2 separate regions of the Mus musculus genome follow, and region 1 is linked to region 2. The links are chromatin contacts, found by Hi-C or POLR2A ChIA-PET in ENCODE. All regions are on one chromosome and are shown on one strand. Each heading gives the region's core, a stretch centred on a gene start or an enhancer-like site at or near the end of the contact. The rest is flanking DNA. Distances are from core to core; before and after follow the strand shown.

Region 1 (6,327 bases), core at 50-2,549, 1.2 Mb after region 2:
TTAAAAAAAAAATACTCTGAAAATTAAGTCATCTGAGCAAACCAAAGCAAAGTCAGACCAAAACCTTATGTATATAAAAACTAGCCACAAAGGTAGTAACTAAAATAGGATGAAGAAAAATTTAGGTGGCAAGGAGTCACTCCTATTTGAAGGCAAATACCATGCAAATCCTTGATTCCAAAACCGAGACACACTGTTTTACTACTAATTGACAGCTTTCTGCAAATATTCTGCAATTGTACAACACGGATAACTTTTTTTTTCTCTATTTCTTCGAAAATTAGTTCAGAAACTTCTGGAAGAGAGGTTTGGGGGTGCATATAATCTAAATGCGTCATCTGATTATCAAAGAACAAAAAACGTGCTATATTTTTTTTTAAAGTGCCAAGCATCTGCTGGTTAAAGCCCAGACGAAATGGCTTGTTGGTGGTGGCACTCCATACACAGTTTGCTGTTTCTCGGTTATTCTGAGCGCTCTGAGAACTGGAGAGTTGATGGACCAATCCCGAGTAAGAAATGGAAAGTACAGCGAAAGAGCGGACCGTTCCGCACCCCCGGAAGGAAAAAAAAAAAAAAAAGACTGAGGTGTGCAGAGATGGACGGACCCTCCAGGCAAACACAACGGAAAAGCAGCGTCCTCTGGGCTCCCAGTCACCTCAGACACGGCTCCCCGGCCGCCCCCCACTCTCCGGGACCAAGAACCCAAAGTGGAGTCGAGCTGCTTTTCAGGGCCACCTAGCCTCCCAGTCGGGGATTTCCCTCCCGTTACATAACTGGGCCTAGGGCCTGGTTTCTGCCATCCGTCGTCCGAAGGGAAACGGTCGTTTTCCCCTCAGCTTGCTCTCGGGGACAAGGGAGCGGGCCTGGGCCCCCTGCGAGCCCGCGAGAAACCTGGGCGCCGTCGAGAGAGCCCCGGCGCCGGGTGGCGCGGGGGTAGGGGCCTCGGAGAGGGGCGCGGAGGGCGCGTGGAACCCAGAGCCCCGGGGTCCCAGGCGGCCTGGCCCGACTCCGCCAGGCGCCCCGCGTCCCTCGCGGCCCCCTCCCCACGGGCAGCCCCCTTCTCCAGCCGCCCCCTCCCCCGCGCCTCAGTCCAGGGCCCCAGCCCGCGGCCGACGGCCCTGAGCCCTAAGGCCCCGGCCCGGTACCTGGTCAGACATGGTGACGTGGATTCACCCGGGGGTCTCCGCACCACTGCGGCCTCCGGCAGGCAGAACCTCACTCTGAGGTTTACAAATCCGTCCCTTCTCTACAGCACAACACCGCGGCTGCAGGGACTTCCTCTACGTCTTGCGTCACTTCCGCTGCGCGCAGAGGCGAGTTAGCGAAGACGGGAAAAGGAAGCGGGAAAACGCCGTAAGGAAGGCCGGGGGCTAAAATCCTCCAGGTTGTAAACTACTTGCCTGGAGCAAGAGAACTGCTAGGACTTCGGAGGGAGGGAGAATCAGGCCCGCTGCCGCAGCCCTCAGGGAGACCAGCGCTTTGCCTGCAGGCCGAATGTCTGGGGTCAAACTGACTGCTTAGGCTCCTCCCGGTGGGACGACTTGCGCGCTTCTGAGGCCCGGACCAACCCTCACTGAATATAGTGAATTACCCGTATAGTATTTTTATAGGCCCCTCATGCTTGCTGTTGCCACATTCGTGACTCCGGGTGATAGAGGCAGAGGCTACCGGATCTCTGTGAGTTCGTGGCCATCTTCATCTACAAAGTGAGTTCCAGGACAGGACATAGAACCCTGTTGGGGGCGGGGGAGATGAGGGGGCACAAAAAGACGACCCTTCAGGACACATCTTTTGTTCTTGTGTTTTGAGGCAGGGTCTCACTAATAGCCTTGGCTATTATAGAACATTGCAATGTCAACCAGACTGGCCTCCAACTCGTAGAGATCCTCTTGCCTCTGCCTCCCAAGTGCCACCACACCCCCAGCTAGAACAAAGTCTTGGTGGCTACAGACAACTAAAATGCTACTGAAAGTTTTGAAGTTGTAGGCAGGAGCGCCTTCCAACGCATAAACTAGTTGCCTTGTGTCATAGAAAGACCTAAACTGCTTCCTTTGAATACAGTGACCTTGCACAAGCATTCAAGGAGGATTAAGGTTATAATAAGTAAAGGGGGAAAAATGAAAACTTAAATCAAAAACCCTTCACAGAACAAGACATTAGTAAAATAATCTTTTCTGTAAATAGTAATGAGCCAACTATAAATGACCCAGTAGTCAAAGAGCACTGGCTACTCTTCCAGAGGACTCAAGTCTGAGTCCCAGCACCCATGCATGCATTCAAAACTGCCTGTAACTCTAGTCCCAAGAATCAGATACTTTTTTCAGCACCAAGCCAAAGCCTGAATGCGGTTCATAAACACATTCAGACAAAAACACCCATACAAAATTAAAAATTAGTAGGTACAATATAATTACTAATGAAAATACTGAACATTCACATGCGAAAGGAGAAAGAATTTAAATCCCTATTTCACTGCATATACAAAATTAAAATGTTTCAACGGTGTTTATGTAAGACTGTTTTAGGGTTTTTTTTTTAAGATTTATTTATTTATTTTATGTATATGAGTACACTGTAGATGTTGCAGATGGTTGCAAGCCTTCATGTGGTTGTTGGGAATTGAATTTAGGATCTCTGCTTGCTCCAGTCAGCTCCGCTCACTCCAGTCAACCCTGCTCTCTCAGTCCCTGCTCACTCTGACTCAAAGACTTATTTATTATTATTTGTAAGTACACTGTAGCTGTCTTCAAATGCTCCAGAATAGGGTATTAGATCTCATTACAGATGGTTGTGAGCTGCCATGTGGTTGCTGGGATTTGAACTCAGGACCTTCGGAAGAGCAGTCAGTGCTCTTACCCACTGAGCCATCTCACCAGCCCTGTTTTAGGTTTTTTTATTGCTGGAAAGAAACACGATGTGCCTTTGCACATTGAGGAGGAAAGAGATTATTTGGCTTACAGGACAGGAACTCAAGCATGTGGGAACCTGGAGGCAGGAGCTGGTGCAGAGGCCATGGAGGGTGCTGCTTACTGGTTTACTCCTCAGCCAGCTTTCTTTTGGAACCCAGGACTACCAGCCTTGTATGGTATCACTCACAATGGGCTGAGCCTCACCCATTGATCACTAATTGAGAAAAAAAGCTGGATCTCATCAAGATATTTCCTCAATTATGACTCCTTCCTCTCTGATGACTCGAGATTGTGTCGAATTGACACACAAAACCAGCCAGCACAATGTATGTAAGTATGATTAGAATATATATGTAATATTCATATATACACATGTATCACACATAATTATAATATATACATATGATATGTACATATGTAATATATACATACACACACACATATTTAATGTTTTTCAAGACAGGGTTTCTCTATATAATAGCCCTGATTGTCCTGGAACTCACTTTGTAGACTAGGCTGGCCTTGAACTCACAGAGATCCACCTGCCTCTGCTTTTTAAGTGCTGGAATTAAAGGGGTGCAACACTATACCTGGCCAGAAAATAATATATTTCAAAAGAAAGATTATTCTTTGAGTATGATCCACAGAGTCATCTAAGGTGTAATGTCAGGGAAGCAATTGGTTATGGTGCTGAGTACTAAGAGAAAATAGGCTTGATATTAGAGATCTGGGCTCTTTCATTCTGGCCTGTGGCACTGGCAAGATGGCCAAGTGGGATAGTGGCCTTTGTACTGCCAAAGCTCCACAGTCATGGACAGGACCTGAGTGGCTAGCTAAACAATACCAAAAGCCTGTCTGGGCACAGCCCTGAAGGGTGCCCCTTTGGAGGCGCTTCTCATGTGAAGAGGATTCTACTGGACAAAGTAGAAGTTGAAGCCAAAGAGCCTAATTCAGCCATGAGGAAGTATGTCAGGGTCCAGCTGATCAGGAACAGCAAGATGGTCTCAGCTTTTGTGTCCAGTGAGGAAAACAGTTATGTTCTAGTTGCTGGCGTTGGTCAGAGAGGTTCAGAGAGGTTATGCAGTTGGTGATATTCCTGGATTCTGCTTTGAGAGTATTAAAGTAACCAATGTGTCTCTTTTGGCCGTGTACAAAAGCAAGAAGGAAAGACCAAGACTGTAAGTTTTTATAATAGAAACACAGTAGTAACAAGTTTTCATATTCTAAGAAAGAGAAAGAGATTTGGAAGCCACTGGCATATCAGGGTGAATGAAGTTAACATTGACTGAGTGACAGCTCCTCCTTACTGAATTACTGAATTTACTGCTTTGCTGAATGACAGATGTACATTGCTGTAACACGCACCCAAAATAACTGACTTACAGAAAGAAAAGGGTTAGTGTGACTCATAGTTTCAGAGGGTCTAGACCATAGTCAGGTGCAGCCATTGCCTTTGAGTTGAGGTGAGGTAGCATAGCATCATGGATACTTGTGGCGCCATTCATTTGACTAAGAAATGTGAAGAGAAAGAAGGGACTTAGTTCCCACTTTCCTCTGAAAACCACATCCCTGGTAATTTAAAGACCTCTCAATAACCAAACCTCTTAAAGTTTCCACTGCCTTCCAGTATCACCACTAGAGAGACTGAGCCTTTAATACATACATATGGGACTGGAGAGATGGCTCAGCACTGACTGCTCTTCCAGAGGTCCTGAGTTCAATTCCCAGAAACCACATGGTGGCTCACAACCATCTGTGATAGGATCCAATGCCCTCTTCTGGTGTGTCTGAAGGTAGCTAAGTGTACTCATATAAAATGAAGTAAACCTTTTTTTAATTAATTTTTTTACACTCCATATTTTATTCCCCTCCCCCCAAATAAATCTTAAAAAATACATACATATGCCTTTGAGGGACATTTAAGATCCAAACTACAGGTCCAGCCTGGTAGCACCTGCCTTTAAACTTGGCACTCTGGAGGTAGAGGCAGGTAGATCTCTGAGTTTACAGCCCACCTGCTCTACACATACCAAATTCCAGGACAGGCAGAACTACACAATGAGACCCTGTCTCAAAATGGAAAGAGGGGTGGAAAGACAGCAGAAAAATTGCTCAGTAGTTAAGAGCTCTTACTGCTCTTGCAGGGAAGCCAGGTTCAGTTCCCAGCAACCACATCAGGTGGCACAACCATGGGATCTGATGCCTTATGGTCTCTACTGACACCTACATGTCCATGACATAAACTTACTCAGGCTCACAAATATACACTTAAATAAAAGATAACTCTTTTTCAAATCCAAACTGCAACATTCACACATTTAATGACTAGCATCCCCCCATTTTTAGTATTGTATACACACACACACACACACACACACACACACTGTAAAGTAGTATTCTTAGCTTCATTTCATAAGATGAGGAAATGGGGGCAAAATTGAATAACTTCCATGAGTGGTTAAATCCTGCTTTTAACCTAGAGGATTTTTAATTCTTTCTTTTGGTGGTTTACAACATAGAGAGGGCAAAAAAATGGAATTATAAGGGCCCTTCAGAGCCTGAAGAAGTGGTTAGATGTAGCTGAGTGGTAGAATGCTTGTACAAGGCCTTAAGTTTGACTCCCTGAAATATGTCTAATCTCTCTCTGTCTCTGTCTGTCTCTCTCTATGTCTCTGTCTCTCTCTCTCTGTCTCTCTCTCTCTGTCTCTCTCTCTCTGTCTCTCTCTCTCTCTGTCTCTCTCTCTCTCTCTCTCTCTCTCTCTCTCTCTCTCTCTCTCTCTCTCTCTCTCTCTCTCGCCTAGGCTGGCTTTGAACCCAAACTGATGCTCCTGCCTTAGCCTTTTATTGCTGAGATTCCAGGCCTGAGCCCATACACCCTAAATGTCTCCTGGTGAACCTGGAGTTTGTCGTTGTTATGCTCTCTGGTCAGCAAACTCCAGGGATCCTCCTGACTCTGCTACACTCCCAGAACTGGGCTTACACAGAAGAGCACCACGCCTGACTTTATATGGGAGCTAGGAACCAGATTCAGCAGTTTATGCTTTTGAAGTGAGCACTTTATCCACTGAGCCATCTCTGCAACCCTGATTGCTACTTTGTGGAGATGAGGTCTCATGAATCCTAGGCTGACCTTAAACCTTTGACCACTGTCTCCATCCCCCAGTGCTGGGATCACACATGTCCAGTTATGTTGTACTGAAGACTGAACCCAGGACTTCATGCTTGACATGCCAATGCTCTACCAGCTGAGCTACAACCCCAGCCTCTGTTACTTGGGAGATAGAGGTGGGGAGACCTGAAATAATGTACGGTTTTCTTGGCTGCACAGTGAGTTTAGGGACTGCCTGAGACACATGAGACCCTGCCTTTTAAAAAAAAAAAAAAAAAAAAAAAAAGCAAAACAAAGAATATTATTACT
Region 2 (6,218 bases), core at 1,463-3,962:
CACGTTTGACCAAGATAGGCATTTTACCACTGGACTACAGTCCTTCCACAAATCTCCAGATTATGCAGTTAAGCAATTCTAAGTATATCATTATATATGGCCCCCAGGATTTTATACACGGTAGGCAAACGTTCTATATCTGAGCTACTCTCCCAGTATAAATCTACTTTTATATTGCAGTACTTTATATGCCTTGTAAAGATGAATTTTTAATTGTGTGTGTGTGTGTGTGTGTGTATAGGTAGTATACTAAGGAGTGCCAGAAAAGGGCATCAGGTCCTCTGGAGCTGAGTTACAGGTTAGTGGTAGTGTGTCTGAAGTGTTGGGAGCCAAACTGTCCTCTGCCAAGCTTAAGTACCAGCTAAGCTATCTTCCCAGCCCATAACCGCCTTTCTTACCTGTCTGTCGTTTTGGAGTGATCGTACCTGCAGCGCTTTTGCTCACGGGCGCTGCTATGTGATCTCTTCTTTCTTTTGTGACTGCTGCTGCTTCTCCATGTTCCATAATCCCAGTCTCTTTCATCCCAGTCAGGACAGTAAGTTCTCTTTGAATGTCTCATCTATGAAAGACAAATTTTACCAGTTAAACTGTAGTTCTGTGATGTTCAGTAGTAAATGTTTCTTTGCAAACTCCCATTAGTTTCCATCTTTCCCCTCCCCAGACAGCCTCAATATAGAGTAGCTCTAACTATGTGCACCAAGTTGCCCTTGAATTCAAAGAGCCACCTGCCTCTTGCCTCTGGAGTACTGGGATAAAATGCATGTGACCCCCAGCATTAACGTTTTGTTTAAAATCAAAGTTCTAAAATTTTAGTCAACTGTCTGCAATCATAAAAATTATTGCATTGCCTCAGATTCTGCAATGTAAACTTTATTCACAGATTTTTTTTTTTTTTTTTTTTGGTTTTTCGAGACAGGGTTTCTCTGTGTAGCCCTGGCTGTCCTGGAACTCACTTTGTAGACCAGGCTGACCTCAAACTCAGAAATCCACCTGCCTCTGCCTCCCAAATGCTGAGATTAAAGGTGTGCGCCACCATGCCCGGCCAGATTTTTTTTCACCTTGTTTTCACAATGCCCAAATTCATATTAAGTGAAAAAGGTTTAAAACCTTAAGTGAAAAAGGTTAAAACTTAAGAAAAATGTATGACAGCTCTTTCAGAAGTTCAACTTACAGGTTCACAAGGTTCAATTTCTACCCAAACCAAGTCTCCGACCAACGTAACCACAAGTGACCCTAATTAAGAAGTTTTTTTTTAACTGGGCGTGGTGGTGCACACCTTTAATCTCAGCACTCGGGAGGCAGAGGCAGGCGGACTTCTGAGTAAGAGGCCAGCCTGGTCTATAAAATGAGTTCCAGGACAGCCAGAGCTATACAGAGAAACCCTGTCTGGAACAGCCCCCGCCCCCAAAGTGTTTTGTTTGTTTTTGGTAAAATACCAGTTTGGATGTTATGAAGTGTTTGTTTACAGCTATTAAAAAAAAAAAAAAAAAAAAAAAAAAGCTGCTCAGCAGATGACCTCAATTCCCAATTCACCGTCAAGTAAATGCCCACGGTCCCCGCTGACACTCTTACTGCTAGCAGAGGGAGACTGGGAAAATTATGAAAATATGGGAGGAAAGCCTGAGAAGGTAACAGGCGCGCCTTTTATGCCGAGTCAACAAAATTCGGGCTCCACCAATAAAGCCACTCTACTTAACTGTACAGGACAGGCCATGATGTTGAAAATAAAGCTGTTCAGAGCGGAAGTGACGTACAATCTTAGGGTGTTCCCCTCCTGTTTCCTAAAGGTAAACAACTCCCCCGTTACAACTTTGTTTACAAAGGAAATTTTCTATAACTTTTTTTTTTTTGAGACAGGCTCAAAGGGGATTAAAAGGCGAGCGACAGGCAGTACAGCCCGGCCGTCTTGAGTTTTAATGTTACAAAACCTAAGTAAATCCTAAACCTTCTTAAAAATCACTTGTTCCTCGCTCTCACAAGCGCTGTCCCGGTGTGCCTCGTTTTCATTATGCTCGACTTCGCTATCTATCGACCGCCTCTGAAATTCTTTTCTTCGTCGAAGGCGGAAACTACACAGAACTGAGGTGACAGCCTGCTGTGACGCTGTCCCCGCAGCGCCCATCTCTAACAAGATCAGCGACCGCAGCGTGTGGGGCCGGCCTGGTTACCAAGACCTTTCGCTTCAAATATAAAGAAAAACAGCACCAAAACCTGCGCCGTGCCACCGCCGAGAGCAAAACCAGGACCGACCGAGTCCAAGCGAAGGCCGCGCCCTGGCGCCGCCATGGCGAAGGACGAGCGCGGCCTTCCCCCTACCGCCATCTTAGGTCCCGCCGCGGCAGCTCGGGCTCTTGCAGTCGGCCGGCCCTCCTCGGGACGCGGAGCCTGCGGGCATCGTCCCCGCCTACGCAGAAGCCAGCGGCCAGAGCTCCGCAGCCGGGGCACAGAGCCCCTTCGCGTGGCTCCGCCGTGAAGAGCCGCAGCGGGGTCCTTGGAGGCGGCGGGAAGATACAAGGAAAGGCCCTGACAGACACCGCGTCTTACCTTTCCAACCCTGAAGACAAAGCTTGCAAGGCGAAGACAAAGCTTACAAGGCGACGGCGAGAAGTCTGCAAACGATTACGACGATCTCCCAACACAAAATGGTGCGGACAGACGCAGTGCGAGCTTCTTCTCGGAAAAACTGGTGACGTAGATGGGCGGGGCCTATACCGGTCCTGAGTGCGCAGGCGCGGGCCCGCTGCCCAAATGGGCGAGGGATGGAAGGACTTGGTCCTGACTGTCCTTGCTGTGGCTTCTTGAGGATACTTAGACACTACAGGTTACAGTAATAGTATAATCCACGCTCGCTCTCCCTCTCTCCTTTTTCTCTTCCCTCCTGACTGCAACCTTTTAAACTACACCAACAAAGTATCTCTGGTTAGTAACTCAGTGACTACAGTTATGTTGACCTGTCTTAAACTAGTTTTTAGTGGTTGGGTATGACATGCACTGACGCCAAAAATGTTAGAAATGAGCATGGTGGCACACGCCTTTAATCCCAGCACTTGGGAGGCAGAGACAGGCGGATTTCTGAGTTCGAGGCCAGCCTGGTCTACAAAGTGAGTTCCAGGACAGCCAGGGCTATATATACAGAGAAACCCTGTCTCGAAAACCAAACCAAACCAAACAAAACAAAAAGTTAGAAATGGTGGAACAGGAGCGGAATAGTGTAAATAGACAGATTAGTAAGTAGTCTTGAAGACTTTGAGGATGCCCCCCCCCCCCCCATAGTAGCTTCCCCCAGCCTTGAGTAGGCTGGCTTTGACCTTGTTGCCACTGAGAATGAGACTACCTGGGGTGGAACCTTCCAACTTAGATGGCTCTATTGTTCCGTCACCTGCCACTGCTACCTGCTGAGAGGCCCTTTAGATATTCCAGAGACTTCATCCAGCAGATCACCTACAGGCTGGCAACAGGCATCAAGAATGGCTTGGGGGGCGGGGGGTTATGGTTTTGAGACAGGGTTTCTCTGTGTAGCTCTGGCTGTCCTGGAACTCACTTTGTAGACCAGGCTGGCCTCAAACTCAGAAATCCGCCTGCCTCTGCTTCCCGAGTGCTGGGATTAAAGGCGTGCGCCCCACGCCAGGCTTAAGCACAGACTCTTAGTAAACTTGGGGGCCTTGAACAGAAATGTGTCTTGGCCTCCATTATTTCTCTCGCCATTTCCTTCCATACAGCTCCGGCCTCCCACTCAGGAACCCAGTTAGTGTGGCCTCAGGCGGCTTAACTCCTATTTCGCTGGTAACTCTAAAAAGGTAGATATTAGGGGGAGGAGAAAAAGGGGGGTGCGTAGGTATCAGTTTTGCAACTCCTTTGCTTTCACCTTTAAGAGTTAATCTAGACCTGGGCATGGTGGCATATCCCAGCACTAAGGAGGCAGAGACAAGGGTTATCTCTGAGTACAAGTTCAGTGTGGTCTATATCGCAAATTCTAGCCAGAACTAAAAACAGGGGAAGAGGAGGGTGCTGGCGTTGGCTTAACAGGTAAAGACACAATGCCACCAAGCCTACCTGAGTTCAATCTCCAGGAAACACATACTGGAAAGAGAGAATCAATTCCTACACACACACACACACAAATAAAGTATTTTTTAAAGAAATTAAAAAATTTTTTAAAAATTTAAAAAATTTTAAATGTACATGTATGAATATTTTGCCTACATGTATATGTTGGGGTCCAGGAGTTGGCTCACAAACCACACAAACACTGATCTCAGTCAGACAGGGATAGTTTATTGAACATATGCCCTAAGACTGATCGATCAGGGCTGCAGCTCAGAATTCGAGGGCTGAGCCATGACTACAAACATTTCTCAGGGACAGCTTATTAAAACACACACACACACACACACACACACACACACACACACAAAGTGCTGTGAATTCATACCCAGGTGCAGGAAGTGCTGCCCGGTAGTTAGCTCTGACTCCAGCCATTTTAGATGTAACATCTCATATTGACTTTTAACTTGATGGGTCCTACATAAAGCTTTGTGGAATTTCTTAACATTAACAAACCTCATACAGAACATAACAGGATATGTGATCAGCATGACCCTGCTCTGAGTCAAGTTATTCTCTGTGTCAACAACTGGCAGGCACATTACAGCAACAGTATGAAATAGCTGGAGGGCATGGAACAAAATGACTACAGCTATGCAGGGGCCAGACCTCAACATATATATATGCACGCCAATGGATGCTTGTTGCCTAAGGAGGCCAGAAAGGAGGGTCAGATCCCTTGGAACTGGATTTACAGATGGATATGAGCCTCATGGAACCTAGATCCTCTGCAAGAACAAATGCTTTTAACCATTTCTCCAGCCCCCTAAAAACAAAACCCAAAAAACAAATTGTAATGTCTATTCCTGGTTGTCAACTTGACTATATCTAGAATGAACTACAACCCAGAATTGGAGGCCTCACTTGTGATACAGATTTTGAGGCTGGGAGATACAAGTTTCTGACCTGGATCTTGGCCTGGAGATCTTGAGGCATAGTGGCTATGAAAAGCTTAGGCCCAATCAAGGTAGTACATGTCTTTAATCCCAGGAGACTAAGGCAAGCAGATCTCAGAGTTCACGTCTAGCCTTGGATAAAGCACGTTCTAGGTGAAAAAAAAATGTTTAAATCTAGGCACGGTGGTACATGCCTTTAATTCCAGCATTACATGAGACAGAGCCATGCAGATCTCTGAGTTCAAGGTCTATGTACAGAGCAAGTTCCATGACAGCCAAGCTTAAGTAGAGAGGGAGTCAGAAAACAGAAAGCTGGTAATAGAATAAGGGGGAGGGGGCATGTTCCAGCTCCTGCAAGCAGCGGAAAAGGGCAGCTTCAGCCATGTGGCTCTGACTTTAGAGTGAAAAATAGAAGGGACTACTGAGACAATTGGTGCTGGTTAGCTGGAGCTAAGAAATTAGTGGTGATTAAGAAGAGATCTGCATCACTGAGGTGAAATCTTCTAGGAAGTGTTTTCTGAGCACAAAGAAGCTGTGTTCCAGAGATAGCCAAGGTTGTACCTCGTGTTGCAGCTATACTTGGTAATGTGTAAGAGTCACCCAGGTGGTACTGGTTTTGAAGGCATAAAGGACTCAAGAAGAGCAGCTGAGGCTCAGCACTGTGAGAGGCCATGGAAGGCCATTGGTGAAGGTGCAACTTCAGTTGCAGTTGACTGCCCAAGACTGAAGGGATCATGCAAAGAAGCTGATGAAGAAAGCCTATGAGAGGCTATTGGTGAAGCCTAGTTGCAACGGAAGGCCCCAGCATATTGGAGATGCCAGTACCATGGGATGATCACCAAGAGCAGCAGCAGCAATGGAATGGACTCAACCAGAACCTAGAGATCTACAGAGAGCAGAGCTGTAGAAGTGAAGCCAGCCTTCTCAGACAACCGGGCAGAACCTACTTGTAGGTGGGGACACATTCTGCAGGATGGACCTTTGCCTACCTTCAGACAAGGGAAGTCCTTGTCACCTCATTCCCTAAAGACCAAAAGTACAACAGGATGCACTGTTCCACCAATCATATTGTGCCTAGTTGCTGTTGCTCTATTTTGCCCCTGGAAACCATATAAAAACTCGCTAACCTGGTGCTGGTGGGAGAGATGGAGAGATAGCTGGATGTGAGGTTCTTTGTTGCTAAGTGAAACTAAGATACACATTGTGTGATGGCTAACA

What was found. Hi-C counts contacts between places; a loop is a spot of excess contacts on that map. ChIA-PET counts read pairs that join two places held with the same protein, here RNA polymerase II (POLR2A).
Region 1: a loop to region 2 is called in a map of regulatory T cell, with 3 times the contacts of the local background. The contact joins the promoter of Sumo1 here to the promoter of Clk1 in region 2. A Hi-C loop is called at or near these places in 1 of 37 maps with a recorded cell type or tissue (regulatory T cell). POLR2A ChIA-PET finds 5 or more read pairs at or near these places in 1 of 5 experiments (embryonic stem cell).

What each region holds. Positions count from the first base shown.
Region 1 is chr1:59,669,535-59,675,861 of GRCm38, forward strand. Sumo1 (small ubiquitin-like modifier 1) reads right to left here and starts at 1,300. Exons shown (of 5, transcript NM_009460.2): 1 at 1,146-1,300. The coding sequence starts at 1,157.
Region 2 is chr1:58,421,376-58,427,593 of GRCm38, forward strand. It overlaps Clk1 (CDC-like kinase 1), which reads right to left and starts at 2,713. Exons shown (of 13, transcript NM_001042634.2): 1 at 2,545-2,713; 2 at 399-559. The coding sequence starts at 559.